2 separate regions of the Mus musculus genome follow, and region 2 is linked to region 1. Evidence: chromatin loops called from intact Hi-C (ENCODE). Cell type or tissue: heart. All regions are shown on one strand.

Region 1 (8,000 bases):
GAGACAGCGCAGAGCAGCCAGGGCTGGGGGCAAGGCTCGGAGACGATTATGGGACAGGTCAAGATGAGTGACCAAGAGCAGTTGTTCCAAATGGCAGAGCACTGTGAGATCCTGGGGGGTGTTGGGAGGAGAGGGGCAAAACACTCAGCAGGTGCTAGGACATCTTCAACCACCTGTTCTGTGTTCCACACGGATCTTACAAGACCCCTGTTGGAGGCTAACCGTGTGCAAGAAACAAACAGCCCGGTGTATAGGAGTATGTGCTATGTCAGGGACAGGAGACAGATGGTTATGGAAGGGTGGTTAGTGAGAGGAGATGGGGAGAGGAAACCTCAAGTGTGGGACAGAGGAGAGTGGCATGTCCTACAGCAAACAGAAAGCTAGGAGTGGGCCTGTGCTGGTCTGCAGTGACGAGGTACAACAGATTTGTTAAGATGACTAGAAACACCGGGCATGGTGGCATACGCCTTTAATCCCAGCACTTGGGAGGCAGAGGCAGGCAGATTTCTGATTTCGAGGCCAGCCTGGTCTACAGAGTGAGTTCCAGGACAGCCAGGGCTACACAGAGAAACCCTGTCTCGAAAAACCAAAAAAAAAAAGATGACTAGAAACACAAAAAGCAGAACCTGGACAGCTTTTAGAAATCTTCAGAAACGATTTGGGATTTAGGTTCTGGGGCCCCATTCAGTGTGAAAGGCATAGGAATGCACAGATGGATGGTAAAAGGCAACACTGGGAATTGAACCCAGGGCCTTACCAATGAGCTACACATTCCTAGTCCAGCTTTGATGGGTCAGGACTTAAAACCAGGAAACAAGCAGGATGAAGAACTGACTGGCAGGAAGCAAGACCTAACCAAGGAGCAGGCTAGAAGAAAGACGGTATGGTCAACCTGGTGGGAAAGACAGCAGGAGGAAGGGGCCCATGCTGAGCCCATACCTTGTGAGCCAGGTGCAGCACACGCACGTCAGCATACTCCATCTTGAGAACACTGTTTTCCACCAAGAACTTGCTGCGCAGGTCGTCCAAGTAGGCTGCTCTCATCGGGTCCACAGCCTGGTGGGGAAGCAGGCAGTTATGGGGTGGGGGGGATGTCACTGCCTCCTAATGGCCCACTGGGCCTCCCCTGGCCTGTCTTCCCCAAGGCCCAACTTGCTTTGAGGGTACTGAAGTACTCCAGTGTTTCTTTCTCGTAGAGGAGGGGGTCCAGTGCCCTCATCAGGAGGATGATGGTCAGCAGGCACCCTAGGGAGAAGGGGGAGAAAGGTGTACAGTCTCTTGAGACCCTCTGCTCGGGGAAGTTCCCTGGAAAGGCTTTCTCTCCGTGTGGTTTTTGGGAGCTGGCTTAGGCTCTCACATTTATTCTCAGGCTCCAGTTCCTGCAGCTCCTTACAGGACTCAAGCTCGGACTGTAGCACTGTGGACTTCTCCACGGACAGCTCACACCTGAGAGCGGGAAGGTTAGGGAAGGCATGTTGCCTACAGCCCAGAGTTCTAAGCCATCCTCCTTCCCCGGGGCCTATGTCTCCTGCCCCCAACTGCCTAGTGTCTAGACCCTCTGTTTGTCCATGGGTTTCTTGTCACCTGAACAACTGTTCATCAGTGGCTGAGTCTCGGCACCAGCACTCCTGGTGACCTAGGGGAAAGGTTAAGTAGTTGGATGGGACACTGTGGGGAGAGGAGAGAGAAGGCTGGGGGGCTGGCGAGGCAAGGGGAGCTTTAGACAGCATCACCTTTTAAAAGCACACACTCCTTCTGGGTATCGCTTCCTGTCCAGATGACACGAAACGTGTGCTGGGGCAAGTGGTCATTGAGAGAGGCAGCAGGCAGGTCACAGAGCTAGAGCACTGGTCAAGGAAACATGCTACCTCACTGCTTTTCTGACTGTCCCACCCTAATCCTGCCCCACCAATCCCGGGATACCCAGACATGGCTGGGCCGGTTCCTGCCATCTGGAGTCCTCCATTCCACACTCAAAGGTGCCTCGTCAACCGTGAGTAGCAAGGTCCCCATCTTGGAGCCCACCTGCCACGGGGAACAAAGAAAGTCTCCTTAGCCCTCATGGCCTCAGACACAGGGTCTCACCACGATGCGCTTAAAAAAACAGCTCGACTCACTATCAGGGGACGAGAAAAGCAGACTGACAGACAGGCCTCTTCCCGGCTCACATGCAGGCAGCACAGAACATCGTGGGGCTCCGCTAGGGAGAGAAACAGCCTCGGTTTACCTTAAATGTCATCTTTGTTTCTTTCTAAGTCTCAAACATCCTGCCCTTCCCCCACTGCTTACCCCGCCCCAGGAGCCAGCGGTGATAGAACCAGGCACTCTGATCATTGGGGTCAGTAAAGAAGGCATTCTGCACCAACTCCAGCTCTGTGGGGGCCAGGAAGGTTGCGTCAGCATGGTAGGATCCCAACTCTCTCCAGCCCAAGCGTCACACAGGAACTGCGTGTGTCAGTGAGGAGGAGGAGCTAAATAAGGTGGTGCAGAGCGGGGCTAGGCAGCCATCAGGACTGGGTGCTCCTGCAAAATCCTTGCCAGGATCCTCTAGGCCACTGGTCCTTAACCTTCCTAATGCTGCAATCCTTTAACACAGTTCCTCATGTTGTGGTGACCCCCCCAACCATAAAATGATTTTCTTTGCTCCTTGCTGACTGTAATTTTGTTACTGCGATGAATCATGATGTAAATACCTGATATTCCTGATGGTCTTAGGCGATCCCAATGAAAAGGGTTGGTCAACTCCCAAAGGGGTCGCAAGCCACAGGTTGAGAACTGCTGGTCTAGGCCCACTCACCTCTCAGCAGTACATTTTCAGGGAGCCGTCCCTGGGGGCCAGAGTCTGGCTGGGGGTGCAGCTGGGGCAAGAGGCAGGAGCGATAATGCCAGGAAGAATAGTTGGAGAAGTTCCGGGTGATGAGGCTGTCAGTGAAGGCTAGTTCCTCTGCAGGCGCGACAGCAGCCTGTGCAGCTACAAATCGCCGATAGTCCCAGCAATGAACTAGAGAGGTTGAGGGAGGGAGCCTATCTCAGACGCAGGACAAAGAGGAGCTACTGTACTGACGGCCCCCAGAATTCCTCAGAGAGCCCTAGCAATTCCTCCATGCAAACTACATAGACTGCTCCTATACATACATCTGGTTCCGCCATCCCTTTCAGCACTACCAGGATGCTGGTGCTAGATCCTGTGTATCCCTCCCCGCTCTGAGGACCCAGTACCAGGATGCGGGGCCCATGAGGTTTGTAGGGACAGGACTGTGGACACGTACAGTTCCGCTCATCGGCCTCGAGGAAGCGAGCGCACAGCTCCAGCTCCCGGGCCCAGTTGGGCTCAGGCAGGCGACTCAGCAGCCAGCAGCGGTGGTGCCAAGTGCCATAGGACTTAGGGTTCACACGCAGACAGCTCTCAAGGAAGCCTAGTTCTGCCTTCACAAGAGCAGCCAACTCCTCAGGGGACCTGGACCCCAAGAGAAAGGGGGGTTAGAGCCTTCCAACATCCAACCCCAACTTGTCCCTCCCTTCTTGTATCTGGTCCCCCTACTATCCTATCTCTATGCCCGGCTACCCCAATCCTCCTCCAGTTCTGCACCCAGGCGAGGGCCAGGGCAGAGACCTGAACTACTACATACTTCTGGGTTTCTAGCTGCTGGAGCACTTCTCTGCGACAGTTCCAGAGGGTGGCAAAATCAGGGTTGGCTCCCAGAATCTGGCTTGTCAGTTCTAGGACGGATTCATCCAGCTCGCCTGCCTCCCGCTGTGAAGACAGGTTATAGGGTCAGGGACCACAGCCTTTCCCCAGCTCTAGGTTAAACATTATAAACTCTGAACCAGTCAATAGTGGCACTATGCAACAGGTACTGTGCAAAACCTTACATGGCCTAACAGGTATTTTCTCACTTAATCTTTGCAATACTCGTACACAGGTTGTGCAATCATCAGCTCCATTTTACAGATGAAGGCAGTTCCAGTGACTCGAACAAGGCAATACAGCAACAACAGACAGAATCAAAATTTGGATCCCTACAGTTTGACTCTAGGGTCAAGCTTTTGGTCTTTGTATTATTGGGGACTACCTCCGAGGGCCCCACCTTCTGGAAGACAGCTTGAGTGGCTGACTGGTAGAGCTTTAGCTTCTGTTCCCGCTCTAGCCTTTTGGCCTCTGCCTGCTCTTCGGACGTCTTCACCTTCAGGCGCCCATGCTACCAGGGATATGAGGATAGGATAATATGAACGCCGGTTGCCTCGCAAGGGCAGTCTTGCAGAAGCCCGGCCGAGATAGCCACGTGGGATGAGGGCATGGGCATGCAGGGGAAAGGGGCTGAGCTCAGGGTTCTCACCATGGTTTCGGCTCAGCGTTGGCGATAGGGGAGGGGTCCGGAGGCAGCCCGTTCAATCTGCCGAAAGAGATGTCAATCACAGAACCCCGCCCACACGGCCCCGCCCCCCAGGTGTTTCCCGGAAGCTGCCAGCAGGCCCAGGATAAGGATCCCCGTGAGTTAAAAGGGGGCCGGCGGCTGGCACTGTGAGGTCAGGAGGAAGCGCTCACCACAACCACGGCCTCCGTCCCCACGGATCTTTCCGAAGCCCCACCCGTCAGGGCCGAGGCACACGCCGCGCATATAGAGAGCAGTGCCCGCCCGCCCGTCCGTCCGTCCCGTGGACCCTTGCACCCCCTCCTCCACCGGCGAACTCACCTGCTCAGGGAGGAGGTGCCAGGACGTGCAACTCCGGCCGCCACCGAGTCCCAGTGTGGCTAGAGCGGCTCCGTGCTGTGTGAGGTGCGGAGACGAGGCGCTGCGCCCCCTGCAGGCCTGGCTCTTCCCATTCGCAACTCAAACTGCAGCCTTGAAGGGACTGGTATCGGCTCAGGACACCCCAAGACCAAGTTTTCAGGACAAAGGAGCTTTATTTGCCCTAGAGGGACGAAGTATAGGAATAAGAGACAAGACAGGAGATGGAGAAGGGGAAAGAGAAGAGGGGAGGGGGGGGACGGGGGGGGCAGGTATTTCTCTCGAAGAGGGGACAAAGGACTGTCTTTGAATAGAGAGGAGACAGGCATGGCCCATAGGAGAGTGGCAGTTTATAAAGGTAAAAGGGGAAATCCTGTGTTAGGATGAGGTGAATAAGGGAACGGATCTCGGTAGCTAGCTTTAGGAACTCAATCTAACGTTTTTAGCAAGACAGAGGGAGTGGAGAGAAGGGCAAGGCCTGACAGAGCCATGTTTGCCAAACTCAGGCTGGCTAGAGTCCCTTTCCAGGCTAAGTGAAGAAGTTTCTCCAGCAACCTGCTATCAGCGAGTTCTGGCTGCCAAAAGTTCTCGGTTTCCTTCCTGTTCTCTTGATTTCATCTACATTCATGGTTACTATATGGCACCCAAACCTCTCTCCAGTCCAGACGTCCACAAGCATAATGATAGTGACAATTATATAGCAGTATATGTATTTGTTGACATGGTCAAAAGCTAGAGGCAGTGGTGCTGTTTGTAATGTTCAGCTTCTCAGGGGGTCGACACAGGAGGGTCTAGAGTTTAAGATAATAGTGAGGTTTCTAATTTTTTTAAAAATTGAGTATCACTGGGCAGTGGTGGCACACTGCCTTTGATCCCAGCACTCAGGAGGTAGAAGCAGGCAGTTCTCTGAGTTAGAGGCCAGCCTGGCTTACAGAGCGAATTCTAGAACAGCCAGGGCTACACAGAGAAACCCTGTCTAAAAAACCAGAAAGAAGAAAAATGTAGTTTCGCTTATATGTCCTAGAGATATTTCAAACTCTAAAAGCTAAAAAAGAGTCCCCCCCCCCGTCTCCCCCCTCTGAGTGCCAGCTTTATCATCATTGTTGCACTAAGTGGCAGTGTTCTCAAAGCTTTTTAGTCTCTTTAATAACCATTCAGTGCAGTTGCCACTAAGGCTGTTGCAATGTTCTTCATCCTGTGTTCTCTCTACTTTCATTCACCGTGAGCCATGGAGACAGATTTAAAGTATCCACTACCTGCCCAGCCCTTTTCTAGGTCCTCTTTTAGGTAACGTATTCTAGAAGAAAAGAGATGCTTCTTCTGGCCTTGTGTACTTCAGTCCCAGTGGGGGAAACAGCTGAGTCACTGGTTATCTTTGCTCCTGGCACTGTGATGGGAGCTCTGTATTTTTAATGCATGTGAGCGCGCGCGCACACACACACACACACACACACACACACACACACACACACACACACACACAGAGGACCACATGTGGAAGCCAAAGCAGAGTGATTAAAAATACGTCTCAGCCTAACTTTGTGGCTCACACCTGCAATCCTAGCACTTGGGAGGCTGAGGCAGGAAGGCCCTGAGTCTGAAGCCAGCCTGGGATATGCACTGAGATGTTAAGTGAAAAAGTTAAAAGGCTGGATTGGATGTCTTAGAGAACACCTGTAACCTCAAGGCATGGGACAAGAGAAAGAACCCCAAGTTCAAGGCCAGCCTGGGTTAGAAAAGGAGTTCCGGGTTAGTTTCTGCTATGTAATCTCAAAAACAAACGAAGAAACAAACAAAACAAACAAACAAACAAAAAGCTCCAACAACAAAACAATCATAGAAGAAAAATTTATCTAGATGCTTGAGTTGATGTTGTGATTAAATAAACTACCGGTGTGAAGTGCTTTGAATAATGACTATATTGAATAAATACTCAGTAAATAATAATATAGCAAAGGTATTATAGTTATTATTTTTATTTTTCCTGACAAACATGCAAGAAATGGAGGTTCAAAAAGATTACTAGCTTGCTGAGGGCCACCCAAGTAGTAGTAGTAAGTACCAGGTAAGACAGCCGTGATTCTGGGCTAGTCTCCCCTCAACATCCATATTTTGTTGTTATTGCTGTTTGGCAACTTCTGGATCTTGTTTCTTGTTCTGTAGGCACTCAGACATGCAACCAGATACCAGAAATACAGATGCCAACCGGTGAAGGTTTGCCAAACACAGTGTTACATCATAGTTACTAAGGGAGGAGGGAAGGGGGCGGGGGAAGGGTGAGGTAAGCAAGGGAGCCGATTAAATAATTAGCAATCTTGAAACTGGCAAAGCTGAGTCAGGCAGGCTTGAGAGGAAGTGAGTATTGTGAAAAACATCTGCATTCAAAAAAGGAGGGGCCTGTGTTTTGGAAAGAGAAGGCAGGAAGGGCATGTCAGACATGTGTGGCGTGCAGCTGCGGGTGAGAAACCAAACAGACTCAGGCAGCTGGCAGAGGGATGCTAAGCCAGGTGCCCTCACAGATAAGAATAAAAGAATTGATGACAAGCCTCTTACGTAGTGGCAAGAGGAGTCATTGTGAGTTATAGTTGGCCTTCACCTCGAGGGAGTGGGAAGCAGGCAGCTGTGCGCTGATATTTGCAGAGATTTTTCTGTTTGTTGTGAAAGCAGGGATTTGAACATCGGTAAAGACTAGTCAGCTTGCTTAAAGCACTGTGGGCATAAGTAGGTATCATCACCCACATCACACAATGAGGAAACAGAGAGGGGGTGGAGGGCATCGGCACACACAGTATTTCCAGGACCCTGAGCAGAGCCCAAATATGAGTTGGTTGGAAGGAAGGAAGGGACCGTGAGCCACAGTCAAAGCTCGGCAGGCAGCCATGCTCCAGAGGTACAGGGAGTAAGGAAGAGGCAGGCATTGAACCTGGGGTCCTCTGTGTGTATTCGATCACTGGTCTTTAGCATCAGGCCTGGCCTGCCATAGACTGCTAGGCTTCAGGAATCCAGTCTCAGGCAAAACAACCAAGTCAAACTATGCCAAAACCAAATTTTATTTCTGCTGTCTTAGAGGTTATGGTTAGTGAAGCCCTGTGTAATAGAACTCTCTGTGGCAGCGTGAGGTCACGCCTTTAATCCCAAAACTCAAGAAGCAAACGCAGGTGGATCTTTATGAGTTTGAGGCCTGGTTTACACAATGAGTTCCATGTGCTACCACACCAAGGCTACATAGTGAGAACATGTTCCAATCAGCCAACCAACCAACCAATCAAC
Region 2 (8,000 bases), 240 kb before region 1:
CCTTCCACGTTACCCAGTCCTGACTGCTCTTGATCAGGCATGAGTCAGTGACCATCCAAGGATCCCAACTGCAAGAAAATCCAAGCTCTTCTGAAGCATAGTCATGCCCTGAAGATGGAAGCATGGCTCAGTGTCAAATGTGTCCTCAGGATACGCAGAGGTATCACATCTCGCAACTTCACGTTCTAGCTCCCACTCTAGAGAGCTACTGCTGCACAAGCATGTATCCCCCAAAAGATGCTCTACCCCACCTTCAACAACATCCTTAATGAAGAGAGGAAGTTTGAGACCCCACACTTCTTGGCTTCCTTCTGCCCTTTTTTTCTCTTCACAAATCCCCTCCCTAACATCCCCTGTGCTCTTCCAAAAGAAATAACACTAAAGGCCAATTTTCAACCTTGCCCATATGAAAGGGACACTACACTAGTTTCATGACTATCTTTTCCCTGAATCTTTGTGTCCCTCACCCACTCACCATCCATTTAGATATGCATTTAAGGCCTGTTCCACTAAGCCAGGCTTTGAGAGCAGTCCACCTTAAATCCCTGGGTTCCAGCTGCACACACAGGTGACGGTCTGGGAAAGATTCCCAGGGTGCATTAGCTCCAGACAGTGAGAGAGGAAGAGTGTGGCACTTGCCAGCCTCTTCTCAATAATTCATGAGGCTCAGACTAGGGGGCATTTCCTCAGACATGAGGCAAGCTGTCTTATCAGTATGCACTGAGTAACACAACTTACAACTTCTCAGCTTGAGGAAGCCCCGCCCCCTACCCCACCCCACCCCCCATAGGCCTAGTTCTTGCTTGTTACATCACTGGCTATCCATATCCAGTCCTCAGCACACTTTGTATACTGGACTCCTGCTTTCTGCTTTGTCTTCTTAGCTGATTTATATGTATTTGAAATGTTTGTTTTTGTTATTGTTGTTTGCTGTTGTTGTTTGAGACAGGGTTTCTCTGTATAGCCCAGGCTGTCCTGGCACTCTATCTGTAGATCAGGCTGGCCTCAAACTCACAGAGATCTGCCTGCCTCTGCCTCCTGGGTGCTGGGATTAAAAGCATGCACCACCACGCTAAGCTATGAAATGATTCTCTAGTAAATGCAAATCCTATTAAACATCAAAGCCCAGACCTCTGTTTCATAGACTCACTACTGAGCACACTGCCTAAGGTTGACAAGCTGATGATTTCACAATAAGCAACATTCTCCAAAAACCACCCATCTGGGCTGGGTGTGGGGGCGCACACCTTTAGCCCCAGCACTCAGGAGGCAGAGGTAGGTGAATCTCTGAACTCAAAGTCAGCCTGGTCTACAAAAAAAAAAAAAAAAAAAAAAAATAGTTCCAGCACAGCCAGGGCTACACAGAGAAATCCTGTCTCAAAATAAAGAAATGCATCCACTTTATCATCTTTTCTAAAGGAAAAGACTAACACCAGAAAGAGAGAGAGAGAGAGAGAGAGAGAGAGAGAGAGAGGGAGGGAGGGAGGGAGGGAGGGAGGGAGGGAGGGAGGGAGGAAGGAAGGAAGGAAGGAAGGAAGGAAGGAAGGAAGGAAGGAAGGAAGGAAGGAAGGACAGGAAAACCTAAGCAAGCACAAATTGCAGAGCAAACTACTACTACCTGCTGAGTTAATATTAGAAACTCCCTTTATTGTCTTTATGTCCCTTATGTTGCCTCAGAGTCTGGAAGGTTGCCCAGGGGCCAACACGGCTTTTCTTCCTGGTATATGGGAGCTCCAGGGGTGGACCCAGTTTAGTCACTGGCACTGCTTCTGTTGATGCCTCTCTGTGGTGCATTCTTAAGCCATCAAAGTTCACTAATTCTCCCAGGACCCTGGGAGAGAGATCAGGTCAACCCACTTGGCAGAGATGCAGAGATGAAAGTCTTGGGCTCAGAATCTATAGCTGGTGAGAATTTTATTTATCATCTACTGTACATCCTCGGTTCATAAAGGAAGAGTCTGGCCTATGGCAGTAATAATAACTACTGTTTGGTGAAAATAATCACTCCATACTTAGTCGTTTACAGTTAATCAAGCACTCTCACACATAACAGTTAGTTATTGAGCTAGAATAGATGGGTGGGCATGGAAAATCATAGCGCTCCCCGGTCTCCATATCTCCACCCTGTCTGTGGAAGTGGCTGGGCGACCCTTTGGCATCAGATAGACCCAGGACCTCCATCTTTTCACCCTGGGTATCACAGTGGTCATTTCCTGCCTGTCTGAAGATGAAGTCCTCAGTGGCTCTCAACCTGGCTAATGCTGCAACCCTTTAATTCAGTTCCTCATGTTGTGGCCCCCAGTCATAAAATTATTTTCATTGCTACTTCATAACTAATTTTTGCTACTGTTATGAATCATAATGAAAAAATTTGATATTTCCAATAGTCTTAGGCAAACCCAAAGGGGTTGTGACTCACAGGTTGAGAACCACTGGCAATAGACTTTGTGCCATAGGGAAAGATAGTGTCAGGCCTAGGCCAGCTGTCACAACTTATCACATTTGTCACCTGGCCTCCTCATCCCTCACTACATGGACACTGTGAGGAGCACAAGTGTCACCTCCACAGACAGTCTCAAAACATTCATTCATTTGCCCTTCTTGTATGTGATGTGTGGTGTGTGTGTGTGTGTGTTATTTTCTTACGCAGAGGGTCATCACACAAGGTTCACTCTCTAAATTCCTAACTAAGGTCCTAAGCCTGTCTCCCCAGGGCTTCTCAGCTGTGTAACATATCTTAACTGAAGGTTGGGTCTAGCCTCTATTAGTGGTCTCTGATTCGAGGGTCAGGATCCTTGGCAAGACTCTCCAGACACAGGGCAGATCTGGGTAGCTTCTCTCCAACTGTGCAGAGCAGAGCATTGCCCTTGGTCTCTGCTTTGATACTGTCCAATGGGCATCGTGGGGTGCTAGGACTGTGTCTGGTTATCCTGAGTGAGTGATGTTCTGGTTATCAGTACAGCCATGGGTGTAGTGGGGTTCCTGAATAAGCTATTTTTTACATGTCTAAAGGCATTTTTACTACGCTCATCATGGTGTGTTTCTGGGGCTGGGGGAGTAGGGTATGCACACATGTGCCTATACGAGAGGTCAACGTGGACTGTTTTCTACCACTCCCTATCTTATCTTTTTCTTGAGACGGGGTTTTTCACTGAGCCCGGAGCTCATGGATTGGCAAGACCAGATGACCAAAAGCCTCAACAATCATCTTGTCTGTGTATCTAAAGCTAGGAATACAGCTGTTAGGTGACAAGCCCTGCTTTTTATGTTAATGCTGAAGATCCAAACTCAGGCCAGCATGCTTGCTCAACAACCATTTTACCAAATGAGTTGTCTGTGCAGTCCTGCATACAAACCCAGGCTTTTTATAAAGGAAGAATTATTTGGAGTTTAAGGAAGCAAAACAAAAATAAATAAAATTGCAAAGCTTCCTCTCCAACGACTCTCCTAAGACCCCATCCCAAAAAAAGGTGGACCAGCAGAAGTGGGAGGAGCAGCTGGGGCACAGGAAAAGCTGGGGGTTCTGGTAGAAGAGGTGTGGGGGTCTTGAAGGAAACTTGGACTGAGAATTTGCGGGAGTCCCAAATCAGGCAAAGGGGCGCGGGGCGCCAGCAGGGAGCGCTCGCAACCGCCGCGGCTCCCGCCTAGTCCCGGGCCGTCGCAGAGCCGGTCCTAGAAGAGGGGCAGGCAGTCTGGGAAGTCAGAGCTCTCCCAGCTAGACCAGCCTCCCGCCCTTTGAACAGTCCCCTCCCCTAGCAGAGTTCAACCCAACCCCCTGGCCTGAACTATGCAGAAAGCGGGACGGCTGTTAGGTGGTTGGACTCAAGCGTGGATGTCGGTGAGGATGGCCAGTTCCGGGTTGACTCGTCGAAACCCTCTCTCCAATAAGGTGGCCCTGGTCACAGCCTCCACCGACGGGTGAGTACCAGAGCCAGAGTCTTCATCCAGAAACAAGTACTCTTTAACTCCTGGACTGTTGTCCTCGAGCCTCAGATGCGGCCAAAGGCCACCCCGAGGGAGAAAAAGGAAACCCACATGGTGGACCTGAAATCGCTCCGAATCCCCGACCTGGCCCTGCCACAGGCTAGCCCTTGTATCACTGTTGCCTTCGGCTTTGTGAGAGCTCGGCGCTGCCAGAAGGACCCAGGTCCCGGTGCTTCTGGGCTGCCCCAATCGACAGCTCCACCTAGAGTCTGGGAAGACCAAAACAACCAGTCACGGCTTCAAAGCTCTGCTTGCTGTTCTTGCTCCCTAGGGACCCCTTACCTGGATCCCGTGCCCAGATCTTTACTTCAGTCTGTATATTTGGGCCTCCGTGCCCAGCCTGTCTCACCCACCACTCTCAACTATCCAGTTTTTTAATCCCCACAGGACCTTACTAAATTAAAAAACTCCTTGAAAATCTGTAATGCAGATGTCTATGAAAAGCTAACATCTGGCTATTATAAAATATGTAATTGATATTTACATTTTGAGCCATGCTTTTTTTGGTGAAGGCCCCCCCCAAATATATCAAAAGATAGAATTGTGAGGTTGTAGTGTGGTAAGAGGTATTTGGGGATATGGGCTTCTTCCAGCAAGGCCCCTAAGTCCATGGCAACTGAACACTCATCTATTTCTCTCCCCTCTTTCCCAACTGGACATAGGTACAATAATCGGTCATGAAGGCTGTGGCAGGTGATGTCAGTCCCGGGAACTGGGGTAAAAGACAAGATCATAATAAAATCATCTGAGCTTATCCTTCTGTCCGCACCATTAAAAGCCTACTCTACCTAGTAGAAATGCGTGAAGCTCGAATACAGGGAGAGCGAGGGTCCAGTGCTGAAAGCCTGAAAGCAGAGCCCACGCATGCTCTCGCCCTCTTCTCTGCGGTAGAGGCCTTGACAGTGTGTCACCTTTTACCCTCGTAGGATCGGCTTTGCCATCGCCCGGCGCCTGGCTGAAGATGGGGCCCACGTGGTCGTCAGCAGCCGCAAACAGCAGAATGTGGACCGTGCAGTGGCCACACTACAGGGAGAGGGCCTGAGTGTGACTGGCATCGTGTGCCACGTGGGGAAGGCAGAGGATCGAGAAAAGCTGATAACCACGGTGAGCAGGCAGAATATGGGTGCTGGGCCAAGGCATGGCAGAAGGGAGGCAAGGCAGCCTGTGCCTTCCTGCCTGGTTTCTAGGACTGCATTGGTGAGATACAACCCATGCTGACCCCTGTTAGCATCCTAATGCTCACACCCAAACTCGTCCACCAATATTATTTTAAACATTAATTTCATTATGTTTCATTCTGAGTATGGTAGGGGAGTACTTGTTAGTGTAGGTGGCCATGGGGGCCAGAAGAGAGTCTTGAACCCTCTAAAGCTGGAGTTACAGGTGGCCATAAGCCACCTGATATGGGTGCTGGGGACTGACCTTAGGTCCTTTATGAGAAAAGTACATCCTTTTACCTACTGAGCCATCTCTCCAGACTCTCACCAATACATTTTTATTGTGTACCCTTTTCGGTTATGTCTGCATCCCAAAGTCTAAGTACAACCAGATTCTCCCGGCCAGAGATTCAAAAGTCGCTCTGGTCCTTCAACCTTGCATGATCCCTTAGATACCCTCCCCCCACCCAAAAAAAAAAAAATGCCTGCTCCTGGTTCCCTGGTCTGAGTTAATAAATGCTCTCCTGTTCTTTGGCTCATAGAGCTCGTGGGCACTGGGGAGAGGCAGTTCACTATGTTTCATTTACCTACTACAAGCCATTTCTTGTGTTCAGACCCTTATGTGGGCTTTTTGTTGTTAGTATTGGTTTGTTTTGTTTTAAGGGGGCCAGGAGCTTGTACTGGAGCCAGAGCGGTATGTAATTCATCTTGCAGCCCTGTCTAGCCATGAGCTTGCTCCCCCAGTGCTGGAAATACAAGTGTGGGCTACTCCACCCAGGCAAGGTCTGTTCTCCCTGTATTTACAGAGACTGTATCATCTCATCATCCAGAAAAAAAATACCTGTGATTCAGGACAAGCCAGCAGACCACCAGACACATCCTCCATTTATGTAGTGCCAAGCCTTGGGTGCCCAAATAAACTTTAGTCTAAGCCTGTGTCAGACTTGACACTTGGCACCCATCTCCAGCTGTGTAAGAAAATGTGAATCAAGCTGCAAAGACGGTGTGTCTCCCCCAAGTTTCAGGGTGTGCACTCTTCCCCCAAATCCAAGGGAGGACACCCTCACAGAGAAAGCACAGCCTGAGTGAACACATCAGACAGTTGGCAGAAATAATGTGGGCAGCCTTCTTGAAAGAGGGGGCCTTAACACTTGACTGAAGTGTGACATATAAAATAAGACAATTCCATTATTTATTTTTATTTTATGTATATGAGGGGTTTTTGCTGGCATGTGTGTCTCTACACTGTGTGTCAGAGGGTGGTGCCATATCCCTTGGAACTGGAGTTACAGGTGGTTGTGAACCACCATACAAGTGCTGGCTACCAAACCAGGGTCCCCTGTAAGAGCAGCCAGTGCTTTTAACCACTGAGCCATCTCTCCAGCCCCAAGATAATTTCATTTTTAAAGAACTGTGGACAAAGTCTTAAATGTGCATTGTAAAGGGTCGAATTTGAATCTGAGAAAGTTGCATTGCCTGGCATAGGCTGCTGGAAGAGCCTGGGATTGTAGTGTTTGTCCTGAGAAGTAAAGGTCGATTAGTGACAGCCATTTAACACATGCACACACATGCACACACACATATGCACGCACACACACACATATGTAAGCACACACACACAGATGCACACACACATGCACGTGCACATGCTTATGCACACACACACACACACACACACACACACCAGTGCTGGGGTCAAACCCAGAGCCATGCACAGTTTCATGTCAAAATCCTATAAGGTGTGGAGGGGCTTAGGAAGTGGTTCAGTATTAAATGCCTTGCTCTGCAAGCAAGAGGACTGAGCCTAAAACTCCCACATAAGTCCCAGGTGTATCTGAGGTCTCACCTGTAATTCCAGTCTCAGAAGACAGAGATGGGATACCCAGAGCAAGCTCTGGATTTGACTGACAGATACCGACCCAAAAGAATAAGGTGGAATAGCAGCCAGAGAATACTCCTGACGTCAACCTCAGGCCTCCACACACATGTGCACCCACATATGAACACGCAAATACACAAGAAAAGAAGCAAAGCCTTATTAGGAAAACATGCTCTGGCCCCCAGCAAGTCCACCTAGCTGATCCTGCAGTAGGAAGAGGGCTGCATGGATGGGGTTCAGGGACTTCCACGACCTCCCAAAAGAATGTCAATAGTTGTGAAGCAAATAAAACCCACGTGGAGCTTGGAGCAAGATAAAACTTGTTGTGTCCGGCCAGCAGACCACAACCTGGGTTCTAGCCTGGAAAGGCATTTTGGAAACCTGGAAGAGAAGAGGGGCTAGGTGGCGAGAGAAAAGAATGTAGCCAAGACAGTTACTCTGATCAAGGCTCAAATTTTATTGTTGCGACACTAGTTATGAAGGAAAGGGGAGGGGACCCGATTCCCGCCGAATAATCTCTGGTCCAGTAGAAAGGTGCACGTGTGTGGCTCCGCAGGTTCCAGCAGTGGGCGTGGCAGAACGAATGAGCAGGAAGCTCCACCCCTGAGCAAGCAGGTTTCAGGCTGGGGGAGGGGAGACTACATTTCCTCCCTTTTATTAACAAAATTTAAAAAAAGAAAAAGCTGGCCTGAGGGGGGAAAAATTATCTATGCTCAATAGTTCTGCCTGGAATCTAGGGCTAAAGAAAAAACCTGCTTTCGTGGGATTCCTTAACTTTTCTTATGGTAAACTGTATCTGGCTAAGACTGTCCTTTCTTATCTTAGTAAACAACTAACTGAAAAGCCTGGAGTTGTAGGCTCTGACTTTATAATGCTAATTAGTACTTGGTAGGTAACTTTCTAGTTGAATTTTAAGTAGGGCGTTGGAACTCTGGCTAAGTTTGACTGAACAAATGTGAAATACACTATAATAAGAATAA

The links. A loop is a pair of places that touch in the nucleus more often than their neighbours do. Peaks named below come from ENCODE experiments on the same cell type or tissue, not always from the same donor. Only the 100,000 strongest peaks of a DNase experiment are listed, where the experiment ranks them.
Region 2: a loop joins it to region 1, with 2.3 times the contacts of the local background. A loop is called at or near these places in 1 of 42 quality-filtered maps.

Annotation. Positions count from the first base shown.
Region 1 is chr14:55,717,507-55,725,506 of GRCm38, forward strand. Rabggta (Rab geranylgeranyl transferase, a subunit) reads right to left here and starts at 4,757. Exons shown (of 17, transcript NM_001360387.1): 1 at 4,695-4,757; 2 at 4,338-4,394; 3 at 4,089-4,199; 4 at 3,630-3,754; 5 at 3,270-3,457; 6 at 2,798-3,001; 7 at 2,290-2,373; 8 at 2,118-2,200; 9 at 1,924-2,025; 10 at 1,734-1,839; 11 at 1,585-1,636; 12 at 1,358-1,446; 13 at 1,157-1,245; 14 at 940-1,056; 1 more. The coding sequence starts at 4,340. In heart, a CTCF peak has its summit at 4,795 (motif pointing left); DNase peaks (open chromatin) are centred at 3,351, 4,415, 4,745 and 7,115; H3K4me3 peaks cover 1,359 bases; H3K27ac peaks cover 1,439 bases.
Region 2 is chr14:55,475,116-55,483,115 of GRCm38, forward strand. It overlaps Dhrs4 (dehydrogenase/reductase (SDR family) member 4), which reads left to right and starts at 3,643. Exons shown (of 8, transcript NM_001037938.2): 1 at 3,643-3,918; 2 at 4,911-5,088. The coding sequence starts at 3,788. In heart, CTCF peaks have their summits at 3,604 (motif pointing right) and 4,191; DNase peaks (open chromatin) are centred at 3,756 and 4,116; H3K4me3 peaks cover 1,576 bases; H3K27ac peaks cover 884 bases.